2 separate regions of the Homo sapiens genome follow, and region 2 is linked to region 1. A link is a loop called in an ENCODE intact Hi-C map of the cell type or tissue named here. Cell type or tissue: PC-9. All regions are shown on one strand.

The links. Peaks named below come from ENCODE experiments on the same cell type or tissue, not always from the same donor. Only the 100,000 strongest peaks of a DNase experiment are listed, where the experiment ranks them.
Region 2: it touches region 1 in a loop (7-fold over the local background); 9 of 110 quality-filtered maps call a loop at or near these places.

What each region holds. Positions count from the first base shown.
Region 1 is chr7:18,347,652-18,355,651 of GRCh38, reverse strand. It overlaps a transcript of HDAC9 not described here. Among named protein-coding and RNA genes, the nearest start is that of HDAC9, 140 kb to the left of the region's middle. In PC-9, CTCF peaks have their summits at 2,962 and 3,164 (motif pointing left); a DNase peak (open chromatin) is centred at 3,101; H3K4me3 peaks cover 332 bases.
Region 2 is chr7:19,438,414-19,446,413 of GRCh38, reverse strand. No RefSeq gene overlaps it. Among named protein-coding and RNA genes, the nearest start is that of MIR3146, 260 kb to the left of the region's middle. In PC-9, CTCF peaks have their summits at 3,850 and 4,049 (motif pointing right); no DNase peak of the experiment used is centred here.

The sequences.
Region 1 (8,000 bases):
TCCACAGATTTGAGGGTGATGTTAAATTTGTCTCTAATGTCTCTGAAAATTCACTCTGGGTATACTTTTAGCATGCAGTCCAACAGTCCATTTCAAAATAAGCTTTCACATCCCAAGGTTTTATAAAGGATTCATGGTTTAAATATCTGCCTTCATTAATTATGAGCAACCCATTTTTAACAGAATTTTTTTAATCCTAAATTATTCACTTCTTTAATAATGAACTTATTAAAAGTCTCCGTTTTGAATATCTGAAGAACATGCTAGTTCTGGTAGTATAAAGAGCCTATGTTGAAAATGAAGATTCCCAAGAACCCAGACTCTTGGAAGGTTAAGACCAGAGGCTCTAAACCATCCTTTGTGGTAAAAATCCAGCTCTTGAATTTCTGTGTAACCCTGAGAAGGGTACTTAATTTCTCTGTACATTGGTTTCCTCATGGACAAGTGGAGATAATAAGAGTTTTTATTTCATGTATAAAAATGGTGAGAAGTGTACTTGGAGCATAGCCCTTGGTGACTGTCTGCAATCAACATTATGTGAAAGTTATTTTACCAAGGATAATTATCATCACTTCTGTTTGAGAATAAAGACTGGATTTGTAACTGGTGGTAGAAAAAATGACTGACAATAAGCAGATTGAGGATCTGTAATTATTAATTTATCATTCCTTGTATCACATCCTCTATGGCTCTTCAAGACCAGCTGTGGTTTCAGTGCATTTCCAAGCCTAAGGAACAAACCAGGAAGAATGCAAACACTGGTCTCAGAGATAACAAGTCACATCAGAGCTTACGTGCCCCGATGTGTTGACTGTCTAAAGCTTTTTGTATTGCCTGTTTTAGATCCTTCTGAAGGGCATTTCCCTCACCACATCCAATTGATGAATTGCCTTTTTCACAGAGGTCAGGTTTTGGGATCAAGGCAAAGGGAAAGTGGAGGAAATCTGGGCCTGGATAACTAAAATAAAACAAATTAGACAAAAGAAGAAAGCAAAGATAGGTATTAATGGTTTGATTTTTAAGTTCCTTTTTCTCCTAAGCAATTGATGCTTTAATTCTTACGTACAGCGCATATCTCTGTGAATCAAAACCAGTAGAGAATCAAACCACTATAATTAATATAACAAGGCCTGCTGACTCACCTCCACTAAACACAGTCTCTAAAAGCCTAAATCTGCACATTAGTTGCGATTAATTCTTCTCTCCTCTTTCAAGCACCGTAGAGCAGAGCTTTATAAATAGCAAAGTGTGTTAATTTAAACAAAATATAAGAAACCAATTTTTTCAAGGTGGTAAAGACTGGCCTGCATATTTTCATTATTGCATAATGGTTACCTTTAGCCCATAAACTACAAGGTCATAGTAAGGTCACAATGAAGTGGCAAATGTAATAAATGGGAAGAAAAGTAACTAGAGACCATATTTAAAGTGACTTTTTTCCCTAACTAGGTAAATAAATGTCCTTTTAGTATAGTTCATTCAGTAGGGCTGATTTAAAATAGGTTTTCTATTTGAATCATTCATCCACACCCTATATGATGATAAAATTTCTTTTAAATTTTCTTTTTAGTGCTTTTTTTTCACCTTAAAACATACAACCCAGAATTTGCTAAGTCCCAAATGGTTTAATTTAACTTAAAGGGTAAAGCCACCCTTGGCTTAGAATGTGCATACACTAACATTCAAAATAAAAGAAGGTGAAACAGGTCACACTGTTCAGATTGTGAAGATAACATTAAAATTGGCAAAGAAGAACAAAAATGAAAAGAATAAGTCCATGCTCTTTGTGTTTCTATAAAACCTATCCCTTACACCAGGTGGTGGTAATCCAATGCTAGGAGTTCATGATTTTAAAAAGTTGTGTACCTGCTACTTCACTATAAAACACAAAGGTGCAAAGTCTGCTTAGGCAGAAAATAGCTCGAGATCTTTCAGATCCAAATGTGTAGGTCAATGTGGTAACACAGGCCAGGCATTCTGCTGTGTTTTTCATTTATATGCTGTTGATACCCAAGATACAGCAAATAATGTCATCAATTTCCTTCAATTACCTCATAGAGGATTCATTTGCACTCAGGGAATAAAAAGGTTGCCACAGTAGCTTCAGGATCACTCAGCAGCAAGAATCGGCATTAATAACTATCCTCAGAGGCACAGAGGGAGGGAAGAAAGTCATTTACTTAACATTCTTTAATTCTTTGTGGTATAACAAGACTATGTCATGATTTAGAGCTAAAAAGCACAGTTGTTTTGCTCACGAGAAAAGTCTTTCATAACCTACACAGTTTTTGTGACACATGGAGTTATGAGATCTTAGGCTACCTTTAAATACGGTATCCCCCTGCTGAAAGCTCTCAAACAGCTTGCAGAGGAAAAAAAAAAATCCCAATATTACTTTACTCCTGAGACATCAAATATCCCATGTCTTACTTTATAAAGAAGTTTCTTTGTACAATAGCTAGATAGTGCTGAAGAAAATAACTTTTGTATGCCTGTATCATAACACAGGGTCATGTATAGCTAATTAAGCATTCTTCCTTAGGTTTGATTACATAAAGAGTTGGTTTTGTAATACAATAGCACATGAAGGTCAGTATGGTTATGAGAGAAACCTTAGATGCTATGACAAATCCAATAACTAGCAGGGTATTTGTTCATAAAAGTAAAGCATTTCTCAAAATATTTTGCTGATTTGTTAAGGTACTGGAAGATATTTTGCTGGCCGCCGAGCTGACCTTCTGCAACACCCTATATGGTGAGGCTGTTAAAAGATTTTCTTAGAAGATACAGATTTGTATTTTAGAGTAAGACAGAGACAAAAACAAGGATCATGAAATGGAGGTTCACAAGTATCTGAACCAAAGTGGGGAAAAGGGGGGAAAAAAACAAACATCAGCCAGCTCCTTATTTGCACACCGAGATTCACTAACTCTATATGGTAAGTCCTATTTCCCGTCATTTTCCCTGAATCTAGCATGCTAACCATCATAACGAAAAAGAGTTTGTTTTCACCTTTACGTTCCCTTTGAGTATTTAAAACGGGGAATGACTCACATCTCACAAGGCCAAGAATCTTTGAAATGAACTTCTGGAAAATTTAAAGGTACCTGGAGCTCCTGCAACAAATATAAGACTGCACTGCCCTCCAGAGGTGACTCCCTGGCAATTACCTTTAATCAATTAATGATAGGAGGACCAAGTAACTGTGTTGCAGTAATCTTCATTGCAATTTTAGTCCTTCTATCTCAAATAGTTTTCAAAACACAGGACTAAAAATCAGTGGCAACCTACTGTTTCCCTCTAAGCAGAATATTATATTGTCTCAGCTCTTCTATCTTACTTCATTTTGTTTGAAAATAATATTTGCTACCTCTTTGGCTAAATGTTAAATATTAATATTTTTGGTTGGAGGGCCTATTTATTCATGTACATTTTTCAGAAAAATCAGATTAAACAGACAGCCTAAGGAAACCTTAAGAAACCTGAGGATCCTCAGAGATAACTGAAGGTCACACAAAGAACAGTTCAGAAACAGAATATTTTACTGTCTAATTATGTTGTCATCACTTAACTGAAGCTTGAAGGGTGCCCACAGTTATTGTGAGAAAAATATAAACTCATTTTGAATTTTTTTCTTCTTGAGCTTTTGTTCTCCACAGCTATGTGATCTAGTTCTGTTCTGTTCCACACACACCTTCCAATAGTGGATAACCTTGTATATTGTCACTTTCCACATATTCACCGTCAATTCAAATTTTTTGAGATTTAAGACAAGGCTAATAATTTCTTGATAAAATTGTAATAACCTGTGTGTGTGCCTGTATGAATGACTCAAAACACATCTTTTAAAAGTTCTTGACAAAATTAAACATTATCTACACAGCAAATATTTATGTAGGGCTTTGCAAATGCTAACTCATTTAATAATCACAACAGCTATGCAACAGATAGTTTTACTATCATTCACCTTTTTTTACAGATGAGGCAGATTTTGAGAGATTAACAAAATCACAGAGCTGGGACATGATAGAGCTGAGATTCAACTTCAGTTTAGCTTCAGCGTCCTGGTTCCTAACTTCCTCACTTTGCTTTACATGGTCATTTAAATATATATATCTTCCCTCCCATTATAAAAAGCATTAATAAGATTTAAAATAAAGTTGATACTTTTAATATAGCTGTCTTTTTTTGTTTTGGGGGATTTTTGTTTTATTTTACAATTCATAACACATAGGAAACTTAAAAAATATTAAAACTCTGGGAGATCAAAATGTTGGAAGACAGAATGAAATTGGAAAACAAATTTTTTGTGTGATTACTGCAAATTTTACCAAGTCATTAATCTTTAAGGGGAAAAATATTGAAGCAACATGGAAAAATGTTAACTATCTTACAACGATAAATAAAAATTATATAAGTAAATCAGGCAATGATGTATTAAAGTCAGTATTACATTTTATCTTGTAAATATCAAGCAACTGTTTAGTGTTTTTGAAATAAATCATTGTGATTATGTTTAACGCAATAAAAAATAAAGCAGAAAAAACTATTTACAGCCGACTACTAAATTCATGAAGGAAAAAAAGGAGTTAAGAGGAGACTTTGATTCAATCACAGAGGCTCCGTCACAGACCTACAGTCATTTAACTTAGGCAGGGGTTATAAAATGTATTTCAGGTTGCACTTACAAAACAATGTTCTTGCACCAAGCACGGGTCGACCAGCTACCCAGCGGCTGGGTTCAGAAACTAGAAGGCCCCTGGGAAAGCAGCTCAGTAACTACAAAGCAAATGTGGTCAATGCCCAGTGTCGTTATGGGGATTAGACAGGGGTCACAGCTTCACGGCAGCACCTGCACAGCTATGACATAAGCTTATATTCGACATAAATCATATTCCCTCTGTTTTGAAAGCAAATAATAAAAGAGTTGTTCCATGTCTCTTGACCTTTATTTCTGGGAAAAGTGGATTTTTCCCTTACAGCTATGGAATGTACTAACCATTCCCAGTGGGACAGACTTAGAAACCCCGTCATAGAACAAATGTATAAATATCCACCTTCTCACTTCCAAAGTGATTTGCATCTTACACATCAGTAAAGTATTACTATTTTCTAAAGTAGCTTAAAATAAGGAGAGAAGGGAGAGTGAGAAGGAAGAAAACACACAAAGAGGATACCTGAAAGAGGAAATTAAAATACTTGTATTGATGAAGATACGTGATTGACCAGCTGGTGATAAAGAGAAATTAGATGAGTATTGTCACTGACAGTTGCTAAATGTTGTTTTGCACAAATGCCAGTAAACCTGGTACACAATTAGCTCCTGAATCCATTTTTTTCATGGAATCCAATTACTCAAAATTACTGCCTCCAAAAAGAAAAATTGCTTTTCAAAACTTGGCATTAACATTACTTGAGAGTCAATGAAATGATGTTTTCAGATCTTGAATTTTTAAAATAAATTCTAATTTATTAAAGACTAATGACTTTTGAACCACTGAGTTATACACAGGTACAATAATTCTGAATACCCACAAATACAACTTGAAATAAAGGCAAACTTCAAAATAAAAGATAATAACAAGAGGGAGAAAAAACCTGGAAAACCTATTGAATTAGCATTACCATGCTTATATACTACTATTAATAATAATGAATGATGGCCAGAACTGGCACAAACGAAGTATTCTGTCAGCAAGTAGAAGACCTCCTAATACTGAAGTAATACCTAATTCTCACATATGTTCCAAAGCCCTAATTTCCAAAGCAAAGAACAACTGAAATATACTAAGTATTAATATTGAATAGCCACTTCATTATTTGAGTAAGGGATCTTTCCAAAAACCTTTTATTCTAAATATTCTACATAGAAAGACATATTTTTTCTGCATAGTGCTATTCCTGTTGGCGTGAAAAGTAAAACACAACACCACATTTTTTTTTTTGTCAGGAACTTTGTTTAGAAAAGTATACTTAACAAAGACAATATTAGGGTAACCACCAAGATATCACATATGAAGTTCTAATGCTGTGAAAATTATAAAATTACTAACATAAAGAATATCAGATATGTCCCCCAATTCAATGTTTGAGAATCAAATATTTATTGCATCCCTGCTATGTGCTAGGCAGTGGGGATAAAGCAGATAACATTAAGCTACCATTCTCAGGCACTAACATTATACTGGGAGAAAGAAAAAATAAAGAAAACTATATTAGATGTTAAGATGTTAGCTGTTGATCACTGCTATAGAGAAAAAATAAGCCAGCAAGGAGGAAGGGCAATATCTGTGTGTGTGTGTGTGTGTGTGTGTGTGTGTGTGTGTGTGTGTGTGTGTGTGTGTAGATGTTCTCAAGTATGGGAGGTCATCTGGAAAGACATCTCTAATGAGGTCAGGGAGAGGTGCACAGCTTACCTAAGGCAAGACAGTTTCAAGCACAGGGACCAACAAATGCAAAAGCCTTAGAACATGAAAGACATACGGTGCAGTGCTTTGTAGGCCTTAGTAAGTAAAGAAGCTGAATTTTACTCTGAGTGACAGAAAACCATTAGGAAGCCAATGGGAGAAATTCATGTTCTCATATTGGGAAAATGACTGTATTAAAGTTATGGGAATAGCTTATAGTGGACAGAACTTGGGCTTGAAGACAGATATACAGGTATTAAAATAATTTCTGTTCTTCACAGCATCATACCTATAAGATGCTGTCTCAATTACTGAGTTCTGTGTTCTCAGACTCCATTTAAATAGTCATAATACCTAAACTGCACTACTACTGTGAAGATTAAATAATACAAGCAGCATCCAGGACTGTGCCTGGATTACAGTAAGTGCTTAACAAATAGTAGCTGTAATTTTAATAGTGTTGCAAGAAGTTGAAATATGTGAGTTTAAGTAGGAAATACACCAATTTTAAAAGGGCTAAAGAGAAGGCAGAAGGAGAAAGTTTGTGTTAGGAGATTTTGGATCCTAAAAGTTGTTAAAGGATTCTTTACCTCTAAATACATCTCCAAAAGATGCCAGTAAGAACCACAGCTCAGAACAACAGATGTGTGATTGCATAATGAAATCTTGGTGTATAGTAAAAATACCTAATAGAAATAATTAAATTATGACCCCTACAGTATAATAGATGCCTAAAAACAGTGGTATTTTTCAGAAAAATTAAGCATTTCTTGGGGCATATCTAATTGAACCTTCCCAAAAATCCATGAGTAAGGTATTATCCTCATTTTTTAAATGAGAAACTGAGATTCAGAAAGGGTAAAAGACAAGTTCAAAAATCACACATGTAGTAAGTGTGCTCAAATCTGGTCCATAGTATAAATGCTCAATAAGTGTTGATAGCTAAGCATTTCCTAAATGAACATACGAATCTATACTCCATATCTTACCTCTTAATCGCTGACATTGCCTCTATAATTAATTAAATCAGATAAATGTTTCCCAAATTCTCCTGATCATAAGAATTACCTGGGGTGCTTGTGCTTTTCATGTCCAACTGCAGGACCCAAAATATTTTGTGGAGCAGCCTAGAAACTGATATTTTAAACCAGCAATTCAAGAGATCCTAATGATGAGGGAATTTTGAGAAACAGTTGCTAGTTACTGCATGATCCGTCTTTCAACTCCAAAATTTGCTACCTACTTCTCTCTTAAAATTAAAAGCAAGAATCTATGACTGTCAACCCTTTATCTATTTCAAAACTCAATACTTATCATCTACTTTGTAAAAACAGAGGGCACTGAGATACAGATTAAAAACATACTGCCGGCCAGGTGCAGTGGCTCGTGCCTGTTATCCCAGCACTTGGGGAGGCCGAGGTGGGTGGATCATCTGAGGTCAGGAGTTTGAGAACCCCATCTCTACTAAAAATACAAAAAATTAGCCGGGCGTGGTGGCATACACCTTGTAGTCCAGCTACTCGGGAGCCTGAAGCAGGAGAATCACTTAAATCTGGGAGGCAGAGGTTACAGTGAGCCGAGATTGCATTCCAG
Region 2 (8,000 bases), 1.1 Mb before region 1:
CACTAAAAGCTCAGATTTCTCCATGACGCAGTACATACATGCAAGAAATCTGCACTTCTACTCCCTAAATACATAAAAGTTAAGAATTCTTTAAAATAATTTTAAATCAACTTGTCAATTTCTATGAAATGTCCTACTGACACTGAGTATGCATTAACTCTATAGATCATTTTGGTGAGAACTGAAATATTTAACATATTGAGTCTTTTAAACAATGAACATGGGATATATCTCCCTTGCCTAAGTCTCTTAAAAATTCCTTCAATAATATCATTTTATGTATGGAGGTTTGGTATAACTTTTCTTTGATGTATTCCTAGGAATTTGATATTTTTGATTCTATTATAAATTGTATCAATTATAAAATTTTTAAGTAGGTTGTCAGAAAAACAATTATAATTGCTTTGCATATTTGTGCTACATGAAGTAACCATGCAAAATTCAATAATTCTAATGTTTTATATAATTTTTTTAAATTTTCAATTTTTTACATACCATCATATCATTTGCAAATAACGAAAATGTTTTTCTTCCTTTTTAAATCACTCTTTTTTTTTGCCATATTACACTGGCAAAGAACTCCAGTATAATGTTGAATAGATATAATTTTAATAAATATCCTTACCTTGTTCCCAACATCACAATGGGAGCTTTTAATATTTTATCATGAAGTATTAAATTTCCTGCATGTTTCTATAGATATTCTTTATCTCACTAAGGAGGTCAAATCATAATTCTACTTTGCTAAGAACTGTGTTTTTAACCATGGATGGGTGTTGAATTTTATCAAATACTGCTTACCTGCTTGGGTGAGGTTATATGGTTTTTCTCCTTTTGTTGTTAACGTGGCTCATTACATTAAATAATTTGTTTAGTATGTTAAATTAACCATATATTCTTAAACTTCTATTGGTTTTGAGTTCCTTTCAATATATTCTTGGGTTCTATTTATTAATATTTTGCCAGCCCTCCAATTTTTATTTTTTGTACTCTCCATAATAGGCTGTGGTATCAATATAATGCTACTCTCACAAAACACATTGAAAAAATCTTCAATATTCTACTCTCTAGATTGGAAAATTAAACACACATCCCTCTATTCAGATGTTTTGCTTCTCATGGCCATATTAGTAAGTTGTGTTTTTCAAGCACATTGTTAATTATATTTAAGTTTATTAATGTAAAGGTTATAACAGCTTTTTACTACCTTTTTAATAGCTGAAGGAACCAAACTGATGTTCCATTTATTATTCCTGATATTAGCCATTTGTGCCTTTTTATCACTATTACTAGAGGTCTGACTCTTTTATTACTATTCTCAGATAAAAATAATTTTTTGACTGTTGATTCTTTTTACAGTATTTATTTCTATTTCATTAATCTTTGCTTTTTTTTCACTTTTGTTCTTTGATTTTGTGCTTAATATGTTATTCTAATGTTAGCTTTTTCAAATGGATAGTTAGGTTACTGATATTCAGTCTTTTTGAATATTGACATTTAAAGCATTAAAATTTTCTCAAGTCAGGATTTCTTAACCTAGTCACTATTGACATTTGGGGACAGGCAAGTCTTTGTGGTAAGGAATTATGTATACTGCAGTACGTTTAGCGGCATCCTTGGCTTCTATTCACTAGATGGCAGTTGTACCCCCTCCCTCCATTGTGACAACCAAAACCATCTACAGACATTACCGCATGTTCCCTTGCAGGCAAAAGTCACCCAGATGAGAACCACTGTTCTAATCAGATTTGGTTCTGTCCCACAAGTATGATGTATTTTCATTATCAATCAGTTCAAATTACTTTCTAATTTCCAATATGATATCTTATTTGGCATGTGTGTTATTAAATATATAACACTAATTTTCAAACATTGAATTTTAAAATTTTTGTAATGATATTCTAATTTCATTCCACTCAAATCAGAAAATACATTGCATTTGAATTCAGCCCTTTGAGCTTTACTTAGACGGTGTATTACTCTGCTCTCAAACTGCTATAAAGAACCGCCTAAGACTGGGTAATTTATAAAGAAAAGAGGTTTAATTGACTCAGTTCCAGGAAGGCTTAACAGGAAGCTGACAAGGAAGCCTCAGGAAACTTACAATTATGGTGGGAGGTGAAGAGGAAGCAAACACCTTCACAAGGTGGCAGGAGAGAGAGAGAATGCCAGCAAGGGGGCAAGTGCCACACACTTTTAGACCATCAGATCTCGTGAGAACCCACTTTCACAAAAACAGCATGGTTAAAACCCACCCCCATGACCTAATCACCGCCCACCAGGTCACTCCCCCAACATTGGGAATTACAATTCAACATGAGATTTGGGTGGGAACACAAAGCAAAAACATATCAGATGGCTCTATATTTTGTTAAGTTCTCCATGTGCACTTTTTAAAAAATGTATATTTTGGCAATTATTTAATCAAACGTTCTATATATGTCAATTAGAATTTGTTAATTGTGTTCAAATTTTCTATAGATAGCCTTACTGATTTCCAAAAAGCTCATTCTGTTGGCTTCTAATATTAGTGTTACATTTCCAACTATAATTATGAATCTGTCTCTTTCGATTGTTTAAGGATGTTAAGTTCATATTAATATAGAATTGTTATGTTTTCCTCTTGCTTGTCTCATTTATTTTAATGTAGTGATGTTCTTAATCCTGGTATTCTCTTAAACTCTATTTAACCTGATATTAGAAAAGCTATATCATCTTTCTGTTATTTATGGTTTTTATATATTATGTCTGTATATTTAAGTATGTCTCCTGAAAGCAACATGTTTTTTATTCCTATCTGAAAATATCTAACTGATGTGTTCAGTCCATTTATATTTAATGTAATTTCTGATATATATAAATTTAAACCTACATTTCAATATTTACTTTCTATTTGCCCTTTTACTAATTTTTTCTTTTCATCTCCTTTCCTGATTTCTTTTAAAATAATCAACACTTTTCCAATTTTCCCCTTTATTAGGCGTTTAATGTTACATTATTTTATTTTTATTTAGTAGTTGTTCTAGAGATGTCAACACATATCTTGGAATTATCGCAATCTCTTTTATATTTTAAGTATTTCTAGAACAGATAAGGAATTAACCAAATTTCAATGTGTGCTCCCTTTTGTGTTATTATTGTCATTTATTTTAATGCCAAATATGCTTAAAGCTCAAAAGATTATTTTAAAACCAAAACAACCTATTTATCATTTAACATTTTCAAGGCTTTTTATTGCCTTATTACCAAGCTGCTATATAAAAATCCATGCATATCACTACTAAAAAATAGTACTAAAACTGTTGTCATAGTAGTCATTATCTGATATATGTCAACTCAAATACAATCGATGACCCTCACTTTCTATAATAAAGTCCAAATGCTCTAGCCTGACATTCGTTGTCTTTCTACTAAACTAATTTCCAACCTTATCAACTTTCTTAGCAAAAATCTTTGAGTTCACTGAAATTATCTTGATCACCCAAATATATGTAACTGATACATTGACCAAGAAGGACTCATGAGATGTAATTTTCAAATCTTTATTTCTGTTTCCCATTAATAATTGAAACTTTATTTCATGATGGTCACCTTGGATGAAAACCTAGGTACGTCCTATGGTCATTTTTTTTTTTACATGTACACAGTATAAATTCAGGAGTGTGAATATGAGAATAGTATATTAATCTACAATCAATCTTCATGGAAAGCTGAGAATTCTTTGCCATCTCCCAGACAGGAACTTCTGGTAGCTATTGCATGCTGTAGGAGAAGGGTTGGCGGGAGGCAGTGCAACTGGCTTTCTCATGTCTTTCTGTACACACTTCCCTCACTCCTAGCTGCTATTTTGGACACCTTCTGGACAGAGATTGGGAGTGGCATAAAGGATATTTAAAGTTGACCTCTTCCTTCAAGGGCCACTTTCACGGGTTCTGTGAAGACCCCAATGACTAATGATCTCACCTGCAGGCTTCCTGACCATTTTACTCTACAGTGATCCTCAGCCCCACAGAACTCCCTCTCCATCTTCAGGATCCCCTCTAGGTGGCCCTATTGGACAAGTTCTAAGATGGCCTATAATGCACTATCTCTGGTCCTCAGGAAGCACTCATTTATTCTATGCCTGTACAAAATCTAAAAGTGCAGCCCATTCACAACACAGTAAGCACACTCCCCACACCACCACCAAGTCGCTGGCTGGCCTTCTCTGCCTTAGATATTTTCCCAGCAGGAGTCAGATAGCAATGTAACTAACTACAGGAGGCCCAGAATGCTCAGAAATCCCACTAAAACCCTCTCTCGTCTTGACAGGAAGAGGATCTTACCTCCTACCTTACACCTTTAGTTCTCTCTAAAGAAATCCTCATCACCAACTTCCCTATGCTTCAACTGCCTTATGTATATAAGATGTGTAAGGTATGTAACAAGTTTCTGATAAGTCGTTTGTAACTTGCCTATGGTGTAGCACTTTCCTTGGAATCAGCTTTGATTGTATCTAGTGTTTAAGCGGAAACTTTCAACATTTGGTAATATACATTTAGCCCTTGTTCATTACCAAGCTTTTTGAAATACACTTTCAGAAAGAACATTTCAGTTTCTTTCAAAAGAAACTGTTTCCCAATCCATATTCTATCCATATTTACAAGTTGTAATTATAGTTTTCGTTTAAATGCAACACCAGGATTTAAAGAATCTTTGAAAAAATGCTAAACACTTGCAGTTTATCAATTTCTAATCACTAAAAAAATGTATTTCACTATTTTTCTAGAAACATCACAGCTTGGCGGCTATTTTGGTTCTTAAATGTAAAATGGTTGGACACAAACCTTGTTTGAACAAAATTTAGAATCTTCACAGTTCACCCAATCCAAATGCATATGATACTATATAACTAGAACAAGTTCTGACTATCGATTTAGAAATCCGTTTATCAGGTTTTCTTCCTCTGATGCTAATTAAAAAAAAAAACAGAACAAGCATCTTCACTGGGCTGCAATTGAAATTACCATGTACACATGTTTCTGTCTTTTTCAGCATGTTTTATATGATTTTTATGTAATTTAAAGAGAAAAAAACAGTCAGAATGAATTAGTCTCAATCCACTATGAATAGCTGTGTATCACTAACTATAGTATTTGACCTCCCTATACACACCTGTTCCCTAATTTGTAAAGTGGGAAACACCAAACCCACCTCGCAGAGTTAATAATGAAATGATTAACAGATGTAAAGTGCTTAAAAAGACCCCTAGCAACAGAAGGCGCTAAATAAAAGTTAGCGTTTCTTCTCTCAGTTCTCTTTTTATTCTCACTCCTGCCTTCAATTACCCCCAAAGTGATTTTATATACATGACTTTGAAATCACCTGAGGAAAAGCAGTTTGGGGGAAAAAAAGGCATTTCCTTTAAAAGTACCCTCATTTTTCCCTTCCATGATCATCTTGTTCCACACTGTGAAGTTTCTTCACTACCCTTTAGGCACTTTATATTTATTAGAAGCATTAGCTTCCCTTTAATTTGTCTAATCTCTAGAACTGAATTTTAATAGCAACTTCCTTAACATGACTAGGAACTTTTAACAGGAACTGAATTTTCCTGTGAAAAAGAAACTTGGTCTTATATTTACTTCTTTTGTTCCCTAATATTCCACAAAGTCCCTTTCCAAAATAGAAACTCACTGAAGATTTATTTATTGTCTCTTCTGGTGAAGATTAAAAACTTTCAAGATTGGTGGGGCAAGGTCTTAGTGGCCCTCAACATTAGTAATTAGGAGGTGCTTATTCTAGGAATTGTGAGAACTGTAAAAACATAGTGATGTAAATAGTGAGCAATTAGTATGGTTACCAATTTTAACCAACTGCAATAGGGGAGTGTTTTGGGAAGTCAAAAGGAACCCACATGGGCTCTGATAAGAGGATAGCTTTCAAAATCATACTTCATAAGGCTAGCCTGTATGAGATTAGCTCAAGGTAGAAAAACCTCGAATGGATATCATTTAAATTACTATCTTCATAATGAGTAAAAATACCACCTTAGTCCATTCTGTGCTGCTATAAAACAACACCCAAGACTGGGTAATTTACAAAAAAACAAGAATTTATATTCTCACAGTTCAGGAGTCCGAGATCAGGGCCCTGGTAGATTCGATTCCGTTGTCTTGTGAGGGCTGTTCTCTGCTTTAAAGATGGTGCCTTACTGCCGCATTCTCTAGAAGGAAGAACACCACATCCGCAGAAGGGAAAGCTAGCTGAACCCTGCATGATGCCACTTTAATAAGGGCCTTAATTTGGGGAGGAGCCCTCATGACCTAATCGCCTCTTAAGGGCCCTACCTCTTAATACTATCACATTGGCAACACCTGAATTTCACAGCGGCCACACTCAAACCGTAGCAAATATTCTTCTTGTTGTAGGTTGCTGTTGCAGGTTGCATTCACTGGAAAGTAGACTCTGTGACAGATACTAGAATGCAGGAGGATTATTAGTGGGTTGTATTAGTCCATTTTCACACTGCTGTAAAGATACTACCTGAAACTGAGTAATTTATAAACAAAAGAAGTTTAATTGACTCACAGTTCAGCATTGCTGGGGAGGCCTCAGGAAATCATGGCAAAAGGCAAAGAGGAAGCAGGGACCTTCACATGGTAGCAGGAGAGAGAGCACAGAGGAAACTGCCATTTTAAACCATCAGATCTTGTAAGAACTCCCTCACTATCACGAGAACAGCAGGGGTAAAACTGCCTCCGTGATCTAATCACCTCCCACCAGTTCCCTCCTTTGACAACTAGAGATTTACAATTTAAGATGAGATTTGGGTGGGACACAAAGCCAAACTATATCAGGAGTCCTTTGAAATCAAAATTTAGGGAAGAAGATTTGAGAAGAGACGGGTTAGCTGTAATTCAGTCTCAATGAAGACCTCAGCTAGGAACTCTGAAGCTAAAATGACCTTCAGACTTGTCCTGAGTTAGAATAAAGACATCAGCCTTATCCCTCATGTTGATCTGTCACTGGAAACAGGGTGTCCTGGGAAGGAGACACGGCCTTAGAAGAGGTTGCTCTCTTGACCCTAAGTAATTTCTAAGGGTTTTCAGCTGAGGGCTGTCTACCAGCAGCACTCTTAGCGTTAAAGGTAGGAAGCCCATTGTTCTTGTTCTTAAGGGAGGAACTGGGTCCACCACACCTAGGAATGCTGACTCTATTTTAAATAGCATGTTAATGCCTATTTGAATAATGACCAACTTATATGGAGCAACTAGCAAGTGCCAGAACATTGTTAGGTACTGAAGTTCAAAATGAAACAAGACAGGCCGGGCACAGTGGCTCATGCCTGTAATCCCAGCACTTTGGGAGGCCGAGGTGGGCGGATCACAAGGTCAGGAGATCGAGACCATCCTGGCTAACACAGTGAAACCCCGTCTCTATTAAAAATACAAAAAAAAAAAAAAAAAATTAGCCAGGCGTGGTCGTGTATGCCTGTAGTCCCAGCTGCTGGGGAGGCTAAGGCAGGAGAATGGCGTGAACCCGGGAGGCGGAGCTTGCAGTGAGCGGAGATTGCACGACTGCACTCCAGCCTGGGCGACAGAGCGAGACTCTGTCTCAAAAAAAAAAAAAAAAAAAAGAAAAAAGAAACAAGACAGTTCTGGCTCTTGAAAACCTAGTATATGAAATTTTTAAAATATTAAATATACACTATGGGAATATTGTAATATTGTAATATATTCATCTATATGTGAGTCCACATGCCCACTTTGTGGGCCTTGTATAGACCATCTTCTAAAAACAGTTGGACAAACTAGAGCCTATGGGCCAAATCTGGCCTGCCACATATATTTACAAGTCAAGTTTTATGGGAACAATCATTTCCACTCATATATGTATTGTCTATGGCTGCTTTTTCTCTACAAGGGCAGAGTTAGGTATTTCCAAGAGAAAGCACATGGAATGCAAAGTCAAAATATTTACTATCTGGTCTTTCACAGAAAATGTTTGCTGTTTGCTCT